2 separate regions of the Homo sapiens genome follow, and region 1 is linked to region 2. Evidence: chromatin loops called from intact Hi-C (ENCODE). Cell type or tissue: CD14-positive monocyte. All regions are shown on one strand. Links, peaks and the distances in the headings refer to the core of each region. The heading gives the core; the rest is flanking DNA.

Region 1 (11,144 bases), core at 1,877-9,876, 160 kb after region 2:
CCACCTTTGACCTTAACTCTTGCCCTTGCCCACAGATACCCTTCACTCCAGCTGTGCAGAATTCGTTGCACTTCTTCAGGTGGGGCATGTTGTTGTTGTTGTTGTTGTTGAGATGGAGTCTCGCTCTGTCACCCAGGCTGGAGTGCAAAGGCACAATCTCAGCTCACTGCAACCTCCGCCTCCCGGGTTGAAGCAATTCTCCTGCCTCAGCCTCCCGAGTCGCTGGGATTACAGGCAAGTGCCACCACACCAAGCTAATTTTTTAAAAAATTTTTAGTAGAGACAGAGTTTCATTGTGTTAGCCAGGATGGTCTCAATCTCCTGACCTCGTGATCCTCCTGCCTTGGCCTCCCAAAGTGTTGGGATTACAGGCATGAGCCACGGCACCCACCTGGGACATGTTTTATCCCTCCAAACTTTGTTCAGCTGCTCCCTCTTGCCTCAAGGCCCAGCCCTTCACCTAACCTATTTCTAAGTTATCCTTCTACACTCAGCTCAAGTCTTCACTGACCCCAAGTACAATCTAGATACTTCTTTTCTATGTCCCCTTAGCAGCCCATGTTTAATTCTATTTTAGCAATTCTCATGCTGCCTTACAGACCCACTCCACTATTCAGTGAGATTCCTGACATGAAGGACCTCATGCTGATCATTTCTTTCTTTTGTTTTTTTTTTTTTTTGAATATTTGAGGTAAAAATTGTATTACATGTGTAGTAAGTGTTCATAGTAATTTAGGTCTCATAAAACCCTGCCTCCCCCTACGGTATCCTCTTACTCAGATGATAAAACTTGAATGCAACTCCGTGTTCTGTCACAGACAATTGAAATCTGAGGATTCAAAAGAACACCCTTGCCTATTTCTGAGCAAGCACAGTCACTGCCTGTTCATTTCTGTATTTCCAGTTCCTGCTTCATAACAGATGCTCAACAGATGTTTATTGATTATGAAAAGGATCCCTGAAAAGCTTTCTCCTGGAATTAGACTCTCAGCCCTAGAATAGAGCAAGCCTGCAGAAACGAGAACTGGAGGCTTGAAAGTCCTCCATAACTGGGTTGAAGAGAAACCATTTTCCTGTAATCTTTTTTTTTTTTTTTTTTTGAGATGGAGTCTTGCTCTGCCGCACAGGCTGGAGTGCCATGGCCTGATCTTGGCTCACTGCAAGCTCCACCTCCTGGGTTCACGCCATTCTCCTGCCTCAGCCTCCTGAGTAGCTGGGACCACAGGTGCCCACCACAACGCCCTGCTAATTTTTTGTATTTTTAGTAGAGACAGGATTTCACCGCGTTAGCCAGGATGGTCTCGATCTCCTGACCTCGTGATCCGCCCGCCTCGGTCTCCCAAAGTGCTGGGATTACAGGTGTGAGCCACCGCACCTGGCCCTTTTCCTGTAATCTTAACATCAGAAAGCACAACTGTTCCCTCTTAGAACTCCTAGGCATTCTATTCCAGGCATTCATCTCTTCCTGCCTTCTAACATGCAAATGTATGCATGAGCCCTCATGGTCCTCAGGTTGAAATGTCCTTAGGTTGACTATCAGTGTGTTGCACACACCCAGGACAGGGATTGTCCCTAAGAAATATTCCCCAGGTTTCTATAACTTCACAACAAACTCAAGCACATTACCTGATTATATCCCTTTATTCCTTCTTTTCCTTACCCATTGTGCACCTATCTTACCACTCTATTCTGCTTTTTACTAAATGCTAGTTTTGATCATCTTCTCATTTTAGAATAGTTTTAGATTTTCAGAAAAGTTATGAAGGTAATGCAGAGGGTCCTCATATACCCCACATCCAGCTTCCCCTATTATTAACATTTCACATTAAAATGGTATATTTGTCACAAGCAACGAACCAATATTGATATAGTATTATAAACTAAGTCCCATACTTTATTCAGGTTTGCTTAGGAGGGGTGCGTGTGTGCGTGTGTGTATGTGTACTCTTTTTTCTGTTCCAGGATCCCATATAGGATACCATATTACGTTTTGGCTCCTCTTGGATGTGACAGTTTCTTAGACTCTTTTGTTTGTTTGTTTTGGATGACTTGAAATTTTAAGGAGTATGGACCAGGTATTTTGTAGAATTTGTCTGTTGTTTTCTCAGGAGTGGGGTTTCGGCAGAGGAAGACCATAGAGGTAAAATGTAATTCTCATTGCATCATATCAAAGATGTATACTATCAATACGACTTATCACTGATGATGTTAGCCATGGCCACCTGGCCGTGGTATGGTTGTCGGGCTTCTCCACTGTAAAGGTACTCCCCCACTCCTCTCCATAATACCTTTTTTTTTTTTTTTTTTTTTTTGAGACGGAGTTTCACTCTTGTTGCCCAGGCTGGAGTGCAATGGCATAATCTCGGCTCACCGCAACCTCCGCCTCCCGGGTTCAAGCAATTCTCCTGCCTCAGCCTCCCTAGTAGCTGGGATTATAGGCATGTGCCACCATGCCTGGCTAATTTTGTATTTTTAGTAGAGACAGGATTTCTCCATGTTGGTCAGGTTGGTCTCAAACTCCTGACCTCAGTTGATCCGCCTGCCTCGGCCTCCCAAAGTGCTGGGATTACAGGCATGAGCCACCGCGCCTGGCTACCATAATGCACTCTTGAGAAGGGAGTTACTATATGCAGCACACACTTATGGAGTGGAGAGTTATGATCCACTTCCTTGAGAGTAGAATACATAAATTATTTGGGATTCATATTCATGTAAGTACAGATTCATGAATATTTATTTTACATTTTGGTTTATAATCCAATACTACTTTATGTATTTTGTTTGCTCAAGTTGTTTCAAATTTGACCATTGGGAGCTCTTTCCATTGGTTCCCATTCCCCCTTTGACATGTTCCTATCAATGGGTTTCGGTTTTTGTTGAGCATGTCCTCACTTTCAGGTACTAAGAGATGTTCCAGGTTCATATGGTATATTTCCTATCCCGGTCCTGGATCAGCCATTTCTCTAAGGATCCTTGTTTTTCAGTTTATTTGTTTCCATTTCTGGGAATGGCATTAGAAACCAAGATGTGGGTATTATAGATGCAATCTCTGTTTTTAATAGTTAAAACTTCTGTAACAGTTGTTAATTTTTCACAGACTACTTTTTCCCCCAATTTTAAAAGGGAACTTTGCCTTTTCTGGGCCAAACTCCCACTCAGTTTCATGTAGAACCTGGAAGGATGGGTGGTCCCCACTTAGTAGACTTCTGGCCACATCTATTTTTGGTTAGGATGTGCTGTTGCAATTCAGAGATTTCAATTCTAATTACATGGATAGTTTCTAACATATGTGGATGTTGGGTAATATGAGGCCAACTGTTATTAACGTTTCTGTGTTCTGTCTTTTTGATCGTTCTAAAAGTAGGAAGTTACCATTTTGTAATCAGAGGGAGTCATATTTGTAGAATTCTAAGCCCTTTATCTTCTGAAGCACTAATGTCTTTTTCTATTAATCTCTTTTGGCTTCTGTGGTCCTGACCCTGGCAATTAATTTCACTGCAGATGCATGAGCCAGGTACACACAGACACAAACTGTAGTATCAACTATATAGAGAAAGATGTTAGCCTGAGAGCTGTGCAGCTACCTGAAAATCAGAGGTGAAATGAAGGAGAACAGTCTACATTTTAAAATCCCTAACAATTGTTTATACCAACTTACTGTTTCAGAGATACCCCTGGTTTAAAACTGTTTTGGATAATCATTTAGAAGAGGTTTTCTCTTTCCAGTTCATACAAGCTGTAATACATCATGCAAACGCTATTCCCAAAGTGATTATAAGCATGTTTTACATCAAATCTGTAAGTTTTTCTGTAATAAAGATTTTCTTAGGCTACTGCTGAGGGCTTTTTGAATTCCTAGCTTGGGCTGTTTGCAAAGCTTATTCCAACACTGTCTCAGAGCACTGTTGAGGTCATACCTTCAGGGTAATTTAAATGGAACGAATAGGAAGGTCATAATCTGAATCCAATCAACAGTCTGGTGGGAGGCCAGTGACTGTTCTGAAACATGGCATTGAGAGCCCAGATAAAATGTGTTGATTTCTGGTCTGCTTTCTGTTATACCCCAGCCCTGTAAACACCAGGCAAATAAACCTCAAGCACAACAAACTTGAGGCAAAACAGACAAAATTAATTTTATATGGCTATTTATTTAAAGGCAATTCTGTGTGCAAGAGATCTGTCTAAACATGCTTAAGGAAGTAAATCACATTTGTGGGGCATCTTGACCTCCCTTTCTAGCTGGAGACAGTTTCATAGGAACTAGCCTTTTAGTACTTGGTGATGTGTTTTTTAAGGAAAAAACCAAGTTTAAGGGTTGACTGTGTCTTTTAATAGAACATAAATATTTTGTCAGTTTTTATTATTTTCAAAAGGAGGGAGATCACATTTTCAAGCAAGGGAGTTTTGTTTGTCTTCAATCTGATTTTTAATATGCTTAGATAGGGACATTTCTAGGTGACTAAAAGGAAAAGAAGAAATCTATGCCAGGCTTAAGAAGTATATCAATATATATTGATACATATTTGTTTTGGAAGCTATAGGGCCTTGGACAAAATTACTGTAAAGTTTCTATAATTATGAAGTCATTTTATCTATTTGCATCCTAACAAAGGTATACTGTCATCAAAAGCTCAGTGGACATATAAGTGGATGAAAACAAAGTCATTGTGGCAAGCACAGTTTGTGAGAGATGCTGTCATGCTGTAGAAGAAACATTACCCTTAGATTGAAAAGTTTTCTGTCCTTATCCATCCATGTTCTTGCTTTTTGGCCTTAGCTCACCACTTCACCTCTTTCAATCTGTTTCCTTCTTTGTAAAATAAAAGCTTGTCTCCTAAGAGCTCTAAAAAGTCTATCATATGTGTTACGGTTGTTGAGAAACAACCTAAACATGTTATTGAATGAGTCCAGCTGCTCACCTAAGTGTAGTCCCACAGAGTCTTAATGCTCAAGTTTGAAGTCAAGAAACTCTGTTTCTGTTTTCTGTTTTGACACCATAATTAGAGAGGTTGATGGAGCTGGGGGCTCAACCAATACTCTCCAGGCTCAATAGAGAAAAAAGGATAAACCACATGCCAGCATATGAATTCACAGTGAGAAAAATAAACACTAAGGGCACTGGGATGCAAAGATGTTCTGGCCAGTGCACTCTCTTAGTATTGAAATCTCAGGGGAACTCCAGATTACAGTAAGAAAACTGAGCAATGATTATGGACCTTGAGCCAAGTCTTGAGATAGTCTTCAGAAGACTTCCTCCAGTTCATGATGAAGCCTGGTGGCTCCTCTCTAACTCAGAGACAAAAGGCTTTCTCTTTTTATCAGACATTTATTTTTTCTCTCTCTATTTCTCTCCTGGACAGTCAATGCTTAGTGACAATAACAGGATTTTTTGTTTGTTTGTTTTAGACAACATAAAGTCTAAAACTAGAGAGAAGGCATAAATAGACCTGTTCACAGGCTTTTCTCAGCCCTACTACAATGTCATTGAGTAGGTTTCAATGTTTTGATTACTAACATATTCTAGTCTTGCCCACCTGAATTGCTCCTCACTTGCTTTGGATGGCTGACCTTGAGTGTTCCCCTCTCCTCAGTTCAAACATTTATAGACAAGTTCCTTTGTTACTTCACCAGATGGCGTCCCATATATCATATACGGGATTTATTAATACTAGTTTAAGAAGATAGCCTTATTCAAAATCCTTGTGGAAACCTATTGACTTGATAATCAAGTTGGAAAAATATCCATAAGGACTCACTGATTGGGATTGATAAAAGAAAAATGTCAATGAGAGACAGACCAGATTCTCTGAGGTGACAGTTATCATACTTTAGTCCTGGGGTCCATGTTAAAAATGCAGGTTCCCCTGTCAGCCACTGAGATTCTAGTTCAGTAAAAATTTTGTATTCCCAGATGATTTTATATTAGTGGCTGACAAAATCCCTTTCTTCTAAGATTTCTTATTTGCAAAATCAGCTTGGATTTTGATTCATTTCTTTAGGAAACAATTTCATGTTTTAGGAAAAAAAAAAGCCTCCAAATAGAGGCAGGCTTAAGTTCATGGCTTAGAAGTACCTTAGCACCAAAAGCTCAAGTACTGAGTGGTCCCTGCCAAAGTTTTAGAAAGAGCCATACAGAGGTACAACCCACTTCATAGCCATACTTGATGGCTACTGTCAGCTTTATACAATCTCTGCGTGTTTAAATCTATTCTATTAAAATTAAATTTGAGGAGAAAGGACTCTCCACCACCCTCCTTTCAGTTCTATTCTTTCTTTCCTATTCATCACTCCTTTCTTTCCTATTCATTACTGTATCCTTAACGCTCAGCAAAGTGAGTAGCATATGGTAATGATTCAAATATTTGTTGAATGAACAAGGGAAAAGTGAAAATGAAAATGAAACTACACAGATACTATGCAACCAGGAAGCTGAATTCCTTCACCAACACCAGCAAGTTCAACCAATGCTCTACACAAAGGAAACTTTTATTCTCCTCTCACATTCTGTCCTTCTGTCAAGACTCAGAATGTCTTGTTTGTGCCGATCTCATAGGGTATATTATCGAGGCTAGAGCGGGGAGGGAAGTTCTATGCAGAGAACAGGGACTTTGGGGAAAGAATCTGGGAATTTCAGAAGTAAAAGCTTCTCTGTGAAAGATCAGGCAGTTGTCCCTGAACAATGAATGTACACAGGGCTGATTACAAAAGTGACACTTAAGAAAAAAAAAAAAAGACTCTCTTAACAGTGTGGTGACAAATCCTCAAAATAAGAGCTTTGTTTATTTAAGGGCCTGGGAAACACTGAAAATATTGAGTTTTTAGCTAATGATGAACTGCAAATGCAAAGCATTGTGAATTACTCTACTGTCAATCTTAGGTTAATTTTATACTGCTGCAGTACTTGCTAAGTTAACTAGAGCAGTGGTTATTAATCTACCTGCACATTAAAAATCTCTGAAATGCTTTCAGCAATTCTGGTAATCAGATCATACTTCAGACCAATTAAAACCCACTATCCAGTCAGTGAGATTCAGACATTTGTATTTATTAAAGCTCCCAGATAACTCTAATGTGTAGCTGGTAATGAGAATCACAGTTCTATAGGCAAAGGCCTAATTCAGATATCTTCCTAGATTAAATGGGAGTAAGCTATATGTCCAAAGAAGACACGATTATTAGAATGAATGGCCCTTGGAAGGTTTACGCTGGCCTTGCTCTTGGCTATTTCAGATTCTTCCACCATGCCAACAAGGCCTACTTTCCTTTAAATGTTTCTTTCTATGTTTCAAAGCAAATTCAAATACTTTCTTTGCACTCTTCATGAGACAGTTTTCCAAAAATACATTCCTCTTGTTTACTTAAATGGTTCCTTTAATTTCACCTTCACTATAGAATCTACTAGAAAATCTGGAGGAGGGATGGTTATGTTTCTTTTTTTTTTTTTTAACTTTAAAGCAAAGAATTTTAATTTGAAAGTTGAGAAAATATAGCAGAGAAAACTAGTCATTTGGAATGTTATGAGAGAATTTGAAAAAAATATTATAAATGTTTTAAGATAGATGTGGTTGAACATTTAGAATTGGGAATCATTTTCTGATAGTTTGGGACCTAGTTTTCTGTGCTTAAATTTTAATTCAGTACTACTTACTCCATGGTCTTCTGGTGGTGTGCAACTTGAGGAATCAAATAAGCCAAGGTTTTTACAACCCTTCTCTAGGTCATTAAAGCATTTCTGCTATGTGCCTCAATATGTCTTTGATTTCATGCATAAGAAATATTAGATGCTCCATTCTCCTTCTTTAGAAGAAATAGTAACTGAATATGTTGGATTCTTCTCTATTTTTGTTGTTTCTCTTAGATTTTTAACCACACTTGCTCAAGACTAAGTTTTGTATTTTAAGTTTAAATGAGTAAAGTAAAAGGCTGGGAGCGGAGTGTGTGGTGATGCTGCTTCTTTTTCCCTTGAGAACTGAAGGCAAAAAAATTAAATTTATTATAAAAATTTGTTTTTGTCTTTTTTAATGTTTGTTTCCTTTTTCTTTCTTTTTTTTATGCTTTAAGTTTTAGGGTACTTGTGCACAATGTGCAGGTTAGTTACATATGTATACATGTGCCATGTTGGTGTGCTGCACCCATTAACTCGTCATTTAGCATTAGGTATATCTCCTAATGCTATCCCTCCCCCCTCCCCCCACCCCACAACAGGCCCCAGAGTGTGATGTTCCCCTTCCTGTGTCCATATGTTCTCATTATTCAATTCCCACCTATGAGTAAGAACATGCGGTGTTTGGTTTTTTGTCCTTGCGACAGTTTGCTGAGAATGATGGTTTCCAGCTTCATCCATGTCCCTACAAAGGACATGAACTCATTATTTTTTATGGCTGCATAGTATTCCATGGTGTATATGTGCCACATTTTCTTAACCCAGTCTATCATTGTTGGACATTTGGGTTGGTTCCAAGTCTTTGCTATTGTGAATAGTGCCGCAATAAACATACATGTGCATGTGTCTTTATAGCAGCATGATTTATAATCCTTTTGTTTCTTGTGCAGGAAAGACACTACATTTATCTTTCTCCTTGTTTCAATACTGTGAGCATATACATGTTAAAAGAGCTTTCTGTGTTTCTCATCACAATGTCCTTTCCTCAAAGCATGAGACTAAACCTGGTTTCCTGGAAATCTTGTGGGGTGCAGATTCTTGGATTGCACTCCAGGATGACTGAATCAGAGTTTTTAGGGGTTGGGCCTGGAAATTAGCAACATTGTGGTGGCTCATGCCTGTAATCCCATCACTTTGGGAGGCTGAGGCAGGTGGATTACCTGAGGTCGGGAGTTTAAGACCAGCCTGGCCAACATGGTGAAACCCCGTCCTTACTAATAATACAAAAATGAGCCAGGCATGGTGGCCCACACCTGTAATCCCAGCTACTCAAGAAGCTGAGGCAGGAGAATCGCTTGAACCCAGGAGGCAGAGGTTGTAGTGATCATGCCATTGCACTCCAGCCTGGGTGGCAGAGAGAGACTCCATCTCAAAAAAAAAAAAAAAAAAGAAGAAGAGGAAGAAGAAGAAGAAGAAAGAAATTAGCAACACTTACAAGCATTTCAGGTGGTATTATATTTTCCTGAGTACATTCAACTGGGAGAACTACTAAATGTAAACTTTCTCACAGTGAACTGCCACCTTTGTTACAGCCTCCAGGAGTCTAGGAGCAATGTCTGTTTCTATGTTTTATACTGATGAAGTGTTTTCTTATCAGAAGATTGGCCTTTCCTTGCTGTTTATTATTTTTGTTAAGATTTTAATTTATCAAGCTCCATGAAGATTAATTTTATATGTCAACTTGACTGGTCAGGGATGCCCAGATTAAGCACATCTGGGTGTGTCCACGAAGGTGTTTCCTGATAAGATTAGCATTTGAATTGGTGAACCCAGTGAAGTAGACTGCCTTTCTCTGTGTGGCTGCGCATCAGCCAATCCGCTGAAGGCCTAAATAGAACAAGAATTGGAGGAAGGAGGAATTTTCTCCTTTTTTCTCCTCCCAGCCTCACTGCTTGTGGGATGTTTTATCTCACCCTCACCAGGCCTCAGACTGGTATTTACATCATTGGCTTTCCTGGTTCTCAGTCCTTCAGCCTTGGGTGAATTACAGCACCCTCGGCTTTCCTGGTTCTCCAGCTTGCAGATCGAGATCATGGGAATTCTCAGCCTCCTTAATCACATGAGCCAATTCCTCATACTCAATCTCTCCCTCTCTCACTCTTGCTGTTTTATATATGTGTGTGCATATGTATATATGTATATATATAGATGACACAGATATAGATGATATGGATATTGATATAGATATATAGATATATCTTCCTAATGGTTCTGCTTCTCTGGAGAACCGTGACTAAACAAGCCCTAAATTATGTGCCACACAAGCAGTTTTCACAGAGAAAGATAGACTGGCACTGTGTGTTAGGTAGATAGACCAATATTGACTGGTGATGAATGTTAAGATGGAAAAAATAAAATTAGAAAACCTGGAAAATCATAGATAGTAACGTATTAGTGGTTGGTCCCATGGAGCAAGGGCCAGAAACAAAAAATAAAGTCAGTTGAGTTTGGATGGAGGAAATTGGTAGAGCCTGGGAGCAAATGTTAGTATTAGACCAGGGCAAAGGAAATGAAAGCAAGCTGGAGAAAATCTCTTTGAATTGTGTAACTTGTTGCACATTCTGCAAAGCTATGTGCAAAATTAATTATACTAGTAAAAATAAAAGTTCAGAAACACACAGCTAAAGGCAAAAAAAATAGCCTTCTAAAAAATCAAAATAAAAATAAGTACACTCTGTGGATTAAGTAAAACAGCATGACTGCCATGGCTTTTATGACTGTTAGAATTTTGAAATTATTGTGTGTAAATGTTTTAAATCATGTAAATATGCTTTGTGGTCTGGGGTTAAAAATAAAATTAGTAGTAAACTTTAAAATGAAGTGAAACACATGCTAAACAGAAAACAGTGGCTACAAAAAAGACATAAACATAACCATGGAAACTATGACAAAGGAATGTGGAAACATTTGAAAAAAAATTATCAGCAAGTAAAAATAAAGAACTTCCTTTTTGTATATCTGAGACTGAAATACATTTTTGTTGTCTTAGAATGTTAACTCAAATGGCCTTTTATATTTTTAAAAGTTAAATTAAAATAAAAAAGGAAATAGAACATAGGCAGTGTGATTCCAAAGCCAATGTATGATACAAATAATCTCCCCAAAAGAAAATTGTCACAACTTAACAGCCTCTGCTTAAAAAGTCTCAGAAGCTTGTGAGGCTAATAGGCAAGAACAAAACCTTAGTAATTAAATTGGTTAAACTTTTCTCAACTCAAAAAGGCTGAAGGTCTTTTCAACTCTAAAAGGTAAATTCAGTGTCCAGGGACCCTCAGCTGCTCCTAACTATTAAAACAAATAATGAATTATTAATGAAAGCTAACTACACATTTGTTAAAAACAGTTAATGAATTATCAATGAGAGCTAAATATCTTCCAGAAAGGGAGGAAAGACTAACTCATGAGAGCTAGTCTGCTGAACGAATGAAAAGTGGTCATTTAGAGAAGTGTTTGCTCAAGTGATTTTGAAATAGTCCCAAGT
Region 2 (11,144 bases), core at 1,963-9,962:
AGCATATATTCTTGGAATAAAATCTTACGTGTTATTTGAGTTGGTTAAAAAAATTTCTGGCCTTGCACTTTTAGAAGACAAAAACAGTTACTTTGGGGTATGTAGATTTAAGGAAATCAATGATACAGCATGAACTTAAAATAATTTAAGATCAGGAAAGAGAGGGTATTAGTTTATCTACCGCCAGATAACAAATTTCCCCAAAATGTAATGGCTGAAAACAATACATATTTATCTTATAGTTTCTGAGTCAGGCACTATGGAGCAGCTCAGTTGGGTGTTTATGGTTCAAGGTCTCTCATGAGGTCGTGATTGAGATATTGGGCAAGACTGCACTCAAGGCTTGACTGGGCTAGAGGATCTACTTCCAAGCTCACTCATGCAGCCATTGGACTTGGACTCTTCAACTCCTCACTGGCTCCTAGCCTCAGTTGCTCTTCACACACAGGCCTCTCCATAAAGAAATTTAAGCGTCCTCACAGCATGGTAGCTAGTGTCTCCCAGCATAAGCAATCCAAGAGAAAAGGCATGAGGCAGAAGTCACAGGTCTTTCATAACTTATCTTCGGAAGTAATACACCATCATTTTTTCCATCTATTATTGGTGACATAGATCAACCATGGTAAAAAGTGGGAGGAGAAATGCACAAGTCCATGAATCCCAGGATGTAAGAATGAGTGGGGCCATGTTGCAGGCTGGCTACCACAGAGCCAATAATCTGGAGTAGCGGCCAATTTGATTTTAGTAGATGTGGATGGTCCAGTTTATTTGGCTATAGGACTGTGAGTTAAGAAATTGAAAGTCAAATTTTATTTTATTTTATATATTCTCAGTGAACACACTCATGGATTGAAAATTTATTTTGTATCTAAACCAATAGATTTATGAGTGTCATCATTCTTTTCCCCTACCTCATAGGAATGATACTGTAACAAATTGTCATACTAGTGTGTGTTGGCATTATGAAGGAAGGAGATATTTTACTATCTTTTCTTTTAAAAACTATGTGTAGAGAAAGTTCAGAGTCCCCCAATGACTTGGCGTGTACTAGCTATCAGTAATACCTGCATGCTGGTTGGTTATTTGCTCCATTTTGGATGACCTTTTCTTTACAGGTCTCTTGAGGCTTAATGAGTGTACTCCAGTAGCGTTGTGGGTTGAGTGGATTGACTGATTACGTAGTCCTTAGATTTCTTTCTGGAGATTTACTCAGTGTAGGGTGAAAGTGAACTGAACAAAATCAGATGTTGTCTTTATTTTATTTTATTTTTTTTGAGACAGAGGCTCACTCTGTTGCTCAGACTGGAGTGCAGTGGCACGATCATGGCTCATTGCAGCCTCAACCACCCAGGCCCAAGCTATCCTCCCACCACAGCCTCCTGAGGAGCTGGGACTAGAGGCATGCACCAGTATGCCCAGCTAATGTTTAAAAGTCTTTTTTAGAGAGTGGGTGTTCTCCCTCTGTTACCCTGCTGGTCTTGAACTCCTGGACTGATGTGATCCTCCCGTCTTAGTCTCAAGTGCTGGGATTACAAGCATGAGCCACTGGGCCTGCCCAGAAGATGTGGTCTTGCTCTAAGTGAAAAATCATGTCAATTGATTTTGTAGGGTCCAGAACCATTCTCATAATTCCCAGTGCTGGAACATTGCATGGATACAAATTTCAAACAATTATATATCAAAAAACATGACAAAAGTAAATAAAAAAATACAAAAGTAGGCATGAAAGACCAACCCAGGGTAGTTTATTTCATATTTTCACCTTTCACTAGTGCATGGAAACACACTTCCTGAACTGCTACTTTATTCCACATTGTCTTGGATGCGTCCAGCAAGAGACTTAGAGATCAGAGATCTACATGTGCTCATCCTCAGGGTGTCTTTCTGTCTCAACATGACAGATTTTTCAGGGCAGAGTTCAGAGGCCACCTACCGTGGATTACAGGATATCAAATCGTATCTGAGGCCTCCTCTACCTGCCCCCCGACCCCCAAGCACCCTCCTTTTCCCTTTGTTTAGGCAAGGCTTGCTGCGGATTTGCAGGGACCCTCCCTACTTTCTTTGGCCTTCATATACTTTCTGAGGAAACTCCCCACTACATGGCAGTGGAAGGCTTTCCCTGGTAACATAGTCAATACCCCAAATCTAGTGCCTGTGTGAGTTTTGGGGACAAAAATGATTCTATCATCAGCTGAAAGAGTGAGGAATCAAGGCAAAAGAAGTTGGCAGAGCCAGTCCACTTCGGTTCCATGGAAACACCAGGAGGAAGAGATTCAGCTGAGCCACTGAATTGCTTTTTGGGAGACAGTGACTTGATTTTCTTATTTCTTATTTACCACAGAACCAGCATCAAGTTGATACTTTTATAGGGACAGCTCAAAGCAATGAATACCTTAGACAACTTACACAGGTCAGGAGGTCAAGAGAGACATAAGCACAGCCTGACAAGAAAAACTAAGAATTCATTTGACAAGCCTTTTTCTCTAGGCCATTTTTGGAAAGCCCAGGGATGGTGCTGGTCATATTGCTTTATATTCAGAATCTTAAGCACCAAAGCATAGTGGGAGGGGATAATTTTCAATTTTGAGGGAGCAACAGTGTGTCAGAAATAACTGAGATTGGGAAACGGGTAGGTAGGAAAACCCCACCAAATGCCTACAAAGTAAGAGAAAGGCCTGTAGAGTGGAAGAAAGAATTTAGAAGTAATTGGGGATGTTTGGATTGCATTTGTTATTTTGTGGTTTGAATATTTTCTATACATTCTCCAGCTGTTGTGATGAATAAAACAAAATTTGCTTTTCTTTTTTTGTTTACTGCCAGCTGTAGAAAAAACCCTGAACACCTGATATTCCTGAGAGCTGCCTTGTGAGAACAGCTGTCCCATCAAAGACCCTTGGCAGGGTGTTATTCTAGATGAGTCCATTAGCTATTGCGGAAGCCAACACACATGTGAGGGAAAGATTTTCCATATTTTGCAAGTCCCGCCTATTAAAGCTTTCTGTAATGACAAGATGGTATTGCTGAGTGACTTTTTAATTGTTTTTCCTAAGCAACTGCCAATGTTTAATTAGGCTTCAGCTAACACGCTCTAAGTTAATTTAAGACAAATGGCTGTGGTGTGGCTAATTGTTAGAGTATGGTGATCTGGGAGCATCTGACTCAAGCGTGAGTCTGTGCTCTGCAGATATGTGGTGGGTGGCTGAATGACCCAGACAGGTCTGATTGCCCCTGCTGGGAAACACCCAAACCACCTGTCTGGGATGAGTAATCTCCCTGACACACTACCTAAATTCACACCTCCATACTTCAAGCTAAACCAGTATGGATTTAAAGCCTGGAATTTTATTAAATTAATCACTAATAGCTTTTATGTGTGAATTTTATTATCAAATGAATCAACAGTAGCTTTTACGTATGAAAAGCATGCTTGTATCTATTGTATTAGACTGCCTTAGAAAACATCCATTAGAGCTGGAACAGACCTCAAGAAGATTAACTTCAATGCCGACATTTAAATAGGAACTAATAAGGGACGAGAGAGGAGGAACAACTTGCCCAAAGTCACCTAGATTTTAGGACTGGAACTAAAGCCTCAGCCTTCTCATTTTAAATCTTCTGCTTGTTTCCCCCTTCTGCCCACTCTGCCCCCTCAACCCTCACCCCAAATTGTATTAAGTTCACCACTTAACTCCAACTCTTTCAGGACAGGAAGTGGAGGTACAAGGATGAAGCTGGGAGGTGGGAATGAACATTTTTGATGGGCTGATACTTATGGCTCATGCTGCAGACAATGGACAGGGCCTGGCAGGTGGTAGGGATCAGCAGAATGCCTTTGATAGAGTTTGGCTCTGTGTCCCCACCCTATTCTCATCTTGAATTGTAATCCCCATGTGTTGAGGGAGGGACCTGGCGGGAGGTTATCAGATCATGGGGGCAGCTTTCTTCCTGCTGTTCTCATGAGAGTGAGTGAGTTCTCACCAGGGCTGATGGTTTTAATGTGTGGCACTTCCTCACTCTTGCTCTCTCCTGCCACCATATAAGACGTGCCTTGCTTCCCCTTTACCTTCCGCCATGATTGTAAGTTTCATGATGCCTCCCCAGCCATGCGGAGCTGTGAGTCACTTAAACCTCTTTTCTTTATAAATTACCCAGCTTCAGATAGTTCTTTATAGCAGTGTGAAAATTGGCAAATACAGCCTTGTAGCATAATTCCACAAAGTTGAAGGACACCCCCACCCTAAGTCAAGCTTCCATTGCTTCGGCCCTCTTGAGGCTTCCGTCTCCTTGAGTACGAGTTCTTTGGCTTTATTCTTTTCAGTCATTCCCTGACACCAAGAACCTTGCTCTCACCCTCCCACTCTGTGCTCAGTCCACTCTTGCATGGTCTTCCATCTTTGCTTCTTCTTGGTTGTGTCTCCCTTTAGTTCTTACGCCTTCTCTGTGTTTCAACATCTTCTCTATTTGTAGCTTAAACCAATGGGTTTTCTGATCTTCCCAGGTCTGTTATGGTGGTAAAGTGAGTTAAAACATGGCAACATTTGAGAGGAATGTCTGACACATAATCATATGATAAGCACACCCTAAAGAATGGTAATCATTTTCTTTATTATTATTCCGCTTGATTTCTTATATTTCTCTTGCTCTGCCAAATTATATTTTTATATTGTACTCACTTAAGAAACTCTCACCGTGTCCTGCTGAGTGGAGGTCTCCCTGCCACATAGGACACTCCATCCAATGTCTCCCCTCTCTTGTAGACCTGACATACTAGGGGCAAGCTGCTTTTTCCAGAGTTTCCTCATCTCTCTTCAAAAGACAAAGTAGATGACGTTAAGATATTATTTCAACAATTCCCTTATAGAACCAAAAAAGCTGTATTTTATTATAGTTGCTTGGAAGTGATATACCCTATTCAGCACTGTTTTGATTATAAAAATACATTTTAGCCCTCTTTTGAAACTTTCAGAGTTTATAGAATATTTATTTCTAAAAAGTCCATAGGAGTATAAACCTTGAAAAAAACCCAAAAAAGTGTAAATATTTGGGGGGAAAAAGACATTCAGAGAACTGATAAAAAGGAAATGAAGTGGATAACTTTTTTTTAGATAAAAATCTTTACTTGTAAATTACTTACAGAGTCACTTCAAATATTCATCATAATTGGGAAGATAGGCTTATTGCCAGTTACCCTAACAACATATGAGATAACAAACATTAAAAAAAATTTCATGAAAATTAAGTATGTCTTTAATATACAGGTAAGATAGGCATAAAAGGAAGAAATTTCTGATTTGGGGCATATGTGAGAAAAACAGAATACAAAAAGCAAAAGCACGTGCTGAATAAATTTAGTTAAATAATATATTCTACTTCACAGTCATTTTATTTCCACTAGCCCTAGTTTGCCAACATATTTATTATTGAAAATGAGATGTATGTTCTATGTATATTGCTCGAGGCTGATTTAGACAGGACTTTGTGTGCATTGCTGACCACAAAGAGAGTTTCAACTGAAGGCCAGAATAAAAATGGCATGGCTTACAATTTCACCACATTTGTTTTCAAAAGCAACGTGATTTCCTTTTCTAAATTGCAAAGCAAAACCAAACAAAATGGGCTAGTTATTCTTGAAAAACTTTGGCCATCCTTAACTCTCAATTGCTAGCAATATTTCAGATTCCTAATTAGTGTCTGAAAGAAAAAACATTGGCCACGAAAGAATAAAGAATAAATGATTTTATTTGATAAAAAAGCATTATAAGCAAGGTGAATGGAAAGTTTGTAGAATGTGTCCAGATGGTAAAAAAATTGTGAAAAATGAAACTCAAGAGAAGCTTGAAAGAAATAAGGAAATGTATCACTCTGTGTGTCATTACAAGTTTGGCGCTGGGCCAGTCTGCAAAAAGGGAAGTTTTAAGATGGTTGAAGCTTAGCTGTTTCTTAAGTAGCAAGACACAAAGGCTGCATCTATTAAGTACTCTGTGGTTATGATGATGTCATTTGGTGATTTCCACTGTCCTGATTGATTTATAGAAGATAAAAACTCTACTTTAGTCCAACAGAGATAGCAACCAAACTCTTAGATTCAGCTGGTGAACCAACTGGAAAATTAAAGTAATTCTGTGCCTTGGACACATTTCATTAATCTTCTTGTGGGACTTATTTCAGTTTTGTGAAATTGTTTGTTTAGAAATGGTAATAGATTCCATTTCAAGCCAACCAATAATCTATTCCTTTCTGCCACACTGGACGGAACTCTGGGTTACTTTAGTAAGAAAAACATCGTAATCTTCTCTCTGAGAAGGTTATAATTGACCTAGGTGGAAGGTTAGTCAGTGTAGACTTGAACTATAGTGCCTGGTTGAATTTGGGCTCCACCTTTCTTTCTTTGTGACTGGGAGAGTCAGTTAATCTCTGAAGCGTCTCCTCAGTTTTCTAATCCATGACTGGAGTGCATAAGCCTGAATGTGTATTAAATAAGATGATACTTGCAAAGCAATGACAATACTTGGCATGCAGTAACTGCTCCATAAATGTCATTTAGGTGGAAGATGATGTGAGAACCTTCTACAGCCTCTCAGTAGTGCCCTGTGCTTCTCTTATAAGAGCATTTATCATGCAGTTTTGCCAGTGCTTGCTTAATTGTCTCCTTTCACAGACTTTAGGTTTCACGAATGTGAGGGAAAGTATATCTTATTTCATAATTGACCATCAATTTATCTCAGCTCCTATCAAAATGTGTGGCACATAGTAGGCTCCAATAAATAGTTTTCAATGAATGAACACTTGTTACATGATAGTTTAGGGAAGACTTCCATTTGAATTTTAAACTGGTAAGTTGGCATTTAGATTTTATAAAGATTTTTTATTCTCCAAAGATAGTTTTTTTTCAATAACCTACAAATCCATAGTAGAAAGAAGAAGGAGGCAACATTGATGTGAAGCAGAAACTGCGCTAGATATCAGGATAGGTGGGTGGGAGGCCCAGTTTGGGTACTACTCATTGTGGAGCCCTGAGGAAGTCACCCCATCTCTTTGAGATACATGTACCTTAGCTGTAAAGTGGGCATAAGAAACTTGAGCTAACTAATGTAAAGTTTATGTGTGTGTGCTTATGTGTATTTTTTTTTTAAACTAAGGTAGGTGATAGGCTAATAAAAGGGAGTATGGCAAAGTGAAAGTGGCAAGTAAGAATTTACTTCTAAGGGCCGGGCGCGGTGGCTCACGCCTGTAATCCCAGCACTTTGGGAGGCCGAGGCGGGCGGATCACGAGGTCAGGAGATCGAGACCATCCTGGCTAACACGGTGAAACCCCGTCTCTACTAAAAATACAAAAAATTAGCCGGGCGCGGTGGCGGGCGCCTGTAGTCCCAGCTACTCGGGAGGCTGAGGCAGGAGAATGGCGTGAACCCCGGGGGGCGGAGCTTGCAGTGAGCCGAGATGGCGCCACTGCACTCCAGCCTGGGCGAAAGAGCGAGACTCCGTCTCAAAAACAACAACAACAACAACAACAACAAAAAAAAAAGAATTTACTTCTAAGAATGGGTTGTAATTCTCTAGATATAATCAGTCTCTGTTTAGTTCTAAAGCTTAGCTTTGTTATGGCCCTAATGCACGGTCAACTTTAAAAAGACCTGCAAACCAAAAAAAAAAAAAAAAATTAAAAAAAAAAAAAAACCTCTCTAAGCCTGAAAAATCTCCAGATATTCCCAAATTGGGGAATATTCAGATTCATGTTTCTCTGAAGGACAGTGCAAGGTCATCTACAGTATCCACCATCAATGTTTAACAACCTGTGGCTGGTGGACAAGCTACTTGAGATTCTCAGATGATAGAAATGGGTCAGGCCTATCAGCAGATGTGTTCGCATAGTAGGTTCACTTGATAGATGTCACCTTATCCTCCTAGACATTTCCTCTGCTGGAGAGCTCCATGTTCATCTTGAGATAGCCAAAAGTGGACAAGACTATTTTTTCCCACTCCCAGCTGCTTTCAGCAAGACAGACAGACACTTCACCTCCTTAGCTCTGCTTCTCTCCAGTGCTGTGTACCTTAGGAAAAAAGCAGTAACTGGTTATTGTAAAGTCACTATTATAAAATATTAAGGTCTTGAGGCCGTGTTCTAAATTAAACACAAGGAGGTTAAGAAGGAAAATCTTAATTAGAATTAAAAGTCACAGTTAAAACAAGAAGTGTTACTTCTTCTAGACAACATATATTTGAATACTATTTTCCTGGAAAATTAATTTCACAGAATTTATTCTTTGCATGATATGCAAGTAGAGGTATAGACCACACACATGGCTAATAGTATACAATGGTCATGCAGGAAGCAGAAGATAGTTGTAAAATAGGTGTTTTGTAAAAACAAAAAAAATAGTTATTTAACACTTGACCGTAACCCACTTAAATGTCCAGCGGAAGCAGTGACACTACATTGATACACACAACAGTACATTCGAGGAAAATAATTAAAATGGTAAATGTCTTGAAATGCTAAGTAAACTACAGAAATAATAAAATTCCCTATTGCATTGTGGTACTTCCTATAAAGTCTGACGAGAGCAGTTTGCTTTAAACAAGTAAAGAAAACTCTTTCACATTCTGGTAAGAAATTCCTTAGAGACAGAATTTAAAATAAAAATCACAATCCCCTTACTGGATAAAGCATATAATTTTCCTCCTTAGGTGCGTGAATTAAAAACAGCTGCCAAGCCTACTTAATTATGGGTGCTCAGAGTCAAACTAGACATGACAAATTTTCATTTTGATAGCAACCACATCGAGTGTTTACTTAGCAAGTATGGATAATTATTCCAGTTCTTATTTGAATTTTTTTTCTGGAACTGGTTGCATATTGTTAATAAAGGCTGTGATCACAGATCTCAGCATTTCAGAGCCTCTCTTTTTTCCCCATTTTTTTTTGTGTGTGTATGTATGTGTGTGTTGAGACTTTTCTCTGAATTTAAAAAGTGATTTCTCTACAACTGGTACACAAACACGAATTCTATCTCCAGAGAAACAGATGTATTAAAGTGTTGATGAAAAAACATTATTATGTTTTAGGCAGAGGTCTGAAAGTAAATCCTGGTCATCAACTCAGGGGATCACTTTGGTGACCAAAAGTTCTCATTCTAGTTGTTTAGTCTTTACTGTGAAGGGCTGAATCCACAGCAGTGGTTCTAGGAGACTGTGAATTTAGGAACGGTAAGGGATGCAGATGCTCACAGGCAATCTGCTCATCTGTGGGACTGGCTTTCAGAGCAAGGAAGAAGGCAGAGCATCAGGTTCCTAAATTCACATATATGCAAATAACAACTTTCTATTATGGGAAGCAATTTCATTTTATTTATCTTGTTTGGACTTCACAACAATAATTACTAAGATAGGAAAGAAATTCTTATCTCTATTTTTACAGATGAAGAGGCGAAGTCCCAGGGATGGTAAGTGTTTTGGTCAAATTAAACACCTATCATACATTGGGTGCTAGATCTGAGGATCAGAACTCCTAGTGCAGGATTCTTTGCAGTGTGGCTATAACTTCTGGTATCTTACTGGGGTGGCATGGTGCCTTGGAGCTACCAGATAAAGGGAGAATCAGGAGGACATGTTTTATAGTTTCCAGATAAAATATAGGACACCCAGTTAAATTTGAACTTCAGATAAACAAGAAATATTTTTCTAAATGTAAATATGTCCATGCCATATTTGGGACATATACTAAAATTATTCATTGTTTATCTGAAGTTCAGGTGTACCTGGGCATCCTATATTTCTATTTGCTGAATCTGACAATCCCAATCTGTTTTCCTTTCTGATAGGGCAACCCAAGTTAAAAAGTTAAAAATACCTTAGGGCAAGATGACCAACTGGACTCAGCCAGGTGGAAGATCTGCCACCAAGGGACCAAGACAGCTGGCATACTTCCAACAGATCTTCAGAGGGAAGGCACCACCAGTGGACAGAGGGAAGACACTGAAGTGGGCTGAATGGGGAGGAAGCTGGGAACCCTACATGGAGCTAGAGGCTACCATGCACCAGTACTCATGCCTGATCCCCAATGACTCCAGAGGAATGGGTGAGTTGAGCTGGCAAGGAGCAACTTGCCCTCATCAAGGCCTCTCTGGGACCCCAGCAGACGGAGACCCCTTGACCACTATGGACACTCAAGTTGTCAGGGAGAGCTGCTTAGAAAAGTGGTAGGGGCAACAAGCCAGTTGATGTAGAGCCCAGAGCATCTATAGTGGAGCATGCTCAGGGATTGCCAACTCCCCTTGGCTCGACTTGCTCCCATAGGAGACTAGCCCTATGGGAGCTGTGGGGCGTGAACTCTGCAGGGTAGTCTTGCCTATCAGATGGGGCTAGTGTGACTCAAGCACCCCTTGGTCTGCTGGCCCGTTCTGGGGCCCAGGTCTGGCCACGCCTGCTTGCAGGGCAGCCTCGGATGCCCCAGGGGCTCACATCACAGCTCTTGCCCTGGCAAACCATGCCTGACTGGTGAAGAGCTCCAGTGGGGCAGCCCATGCACCAACCCATGCACCAGTTCATCCATTCCCACCCCACACTGCAGCTTCCCCCAGGCCCACAGCAACTCCCCACATCACTTTGCCAACATGTGTGTGGATGGGTAGCTTCTGCCTTCCTTGCCCCACTAACATGTGTGTATGTGTACATCTTGTCCTGCCTCCACTGACCACCATTGCAGTCAGAGCCTTGGTGGGCAAAGAGCCTGCCAGCCAGGCCCTTGCCAGTGCCCCACCCTTGTGCCAACACTATTGTAGGAATGAAACTAGGCACAGAGAACAGTGGACCCTCCCCCACCCACTCTGAGCAACCGCCTCTGCCTGTGGCACACAGAGAATGCACACAGACCTGCGCCTGCCAGCACCCTGTCCCTGTGCCAACACCGCCACCAGCATGACTGTGTGCAGTCACCAGCAGGGGAACCCTGCCCCCCTGCCCTACTCCTGAGCTGCGTTGCCTCTGCCATTGTGGTGAATGCCAGCATGGAGGCAGGCACCCCAGCACCCACTAGCACCCTGCTGCAGCTGACAAGCATGCACCCCACTGCACCATGCTGCCATTGCTGCTGCTGCTGGCACGTTCTGGGGCCCAAGTCTGGTTTGCTGGTGCAAACGAGGATG

Evidence for each region. A loop is a pair of places that touch in the nucleus more often than their neighbours do. Peaks named below come from ENCODE experiments on the same cell type or tissue, not always from the same donor. Only the 100,000 strongest peaks of a DNase experiment are listed, where the experiment ranks them.
Region 1: a loop joins it to region 2, with 2.6 times the contacts of the local background. A loop is called at or near these places in 2 of 110 quality-filtered maps.

What each region holds. Positions count from the first base shown.
Region 1 is chr5:35,472,907-35,484,050 of GRCh38, forward strand. No RefSeq gene overlaps it. Among named protein-coding and RNA genes, the nearest start is that of SPEF2, 140 kb to the right of the region's middle. In CD14-positive monocyte, for the core only: no CTCF peak of the experiment used is centred there; DNase peaks (open chromatin) are centred at 3,345, 5,205 and 6,415; H3K4me3 peaks cover 2,540 bases; H3K27ac peaks cover 6,247 bases.
Region 2 is chr5:35,313,920-35,325,063 of GRCh38, forward strand. No RefSeq gene overlaps it. Among named protein-coding and RNA genes, the nearest start is that of PRLR, 89 kb to the left of the region's middle. RefSeq lists a silencer at 7,774-7,974. In CD14-positive monocyte, for the core only: no CTCF peak of the experiment used is centred there; DNase peaks (open chromatin) are centred at 5,542 and 5,912; H3K4me3 peaks cover 981 bases; H3K27ac peaks cover 2,075 bases.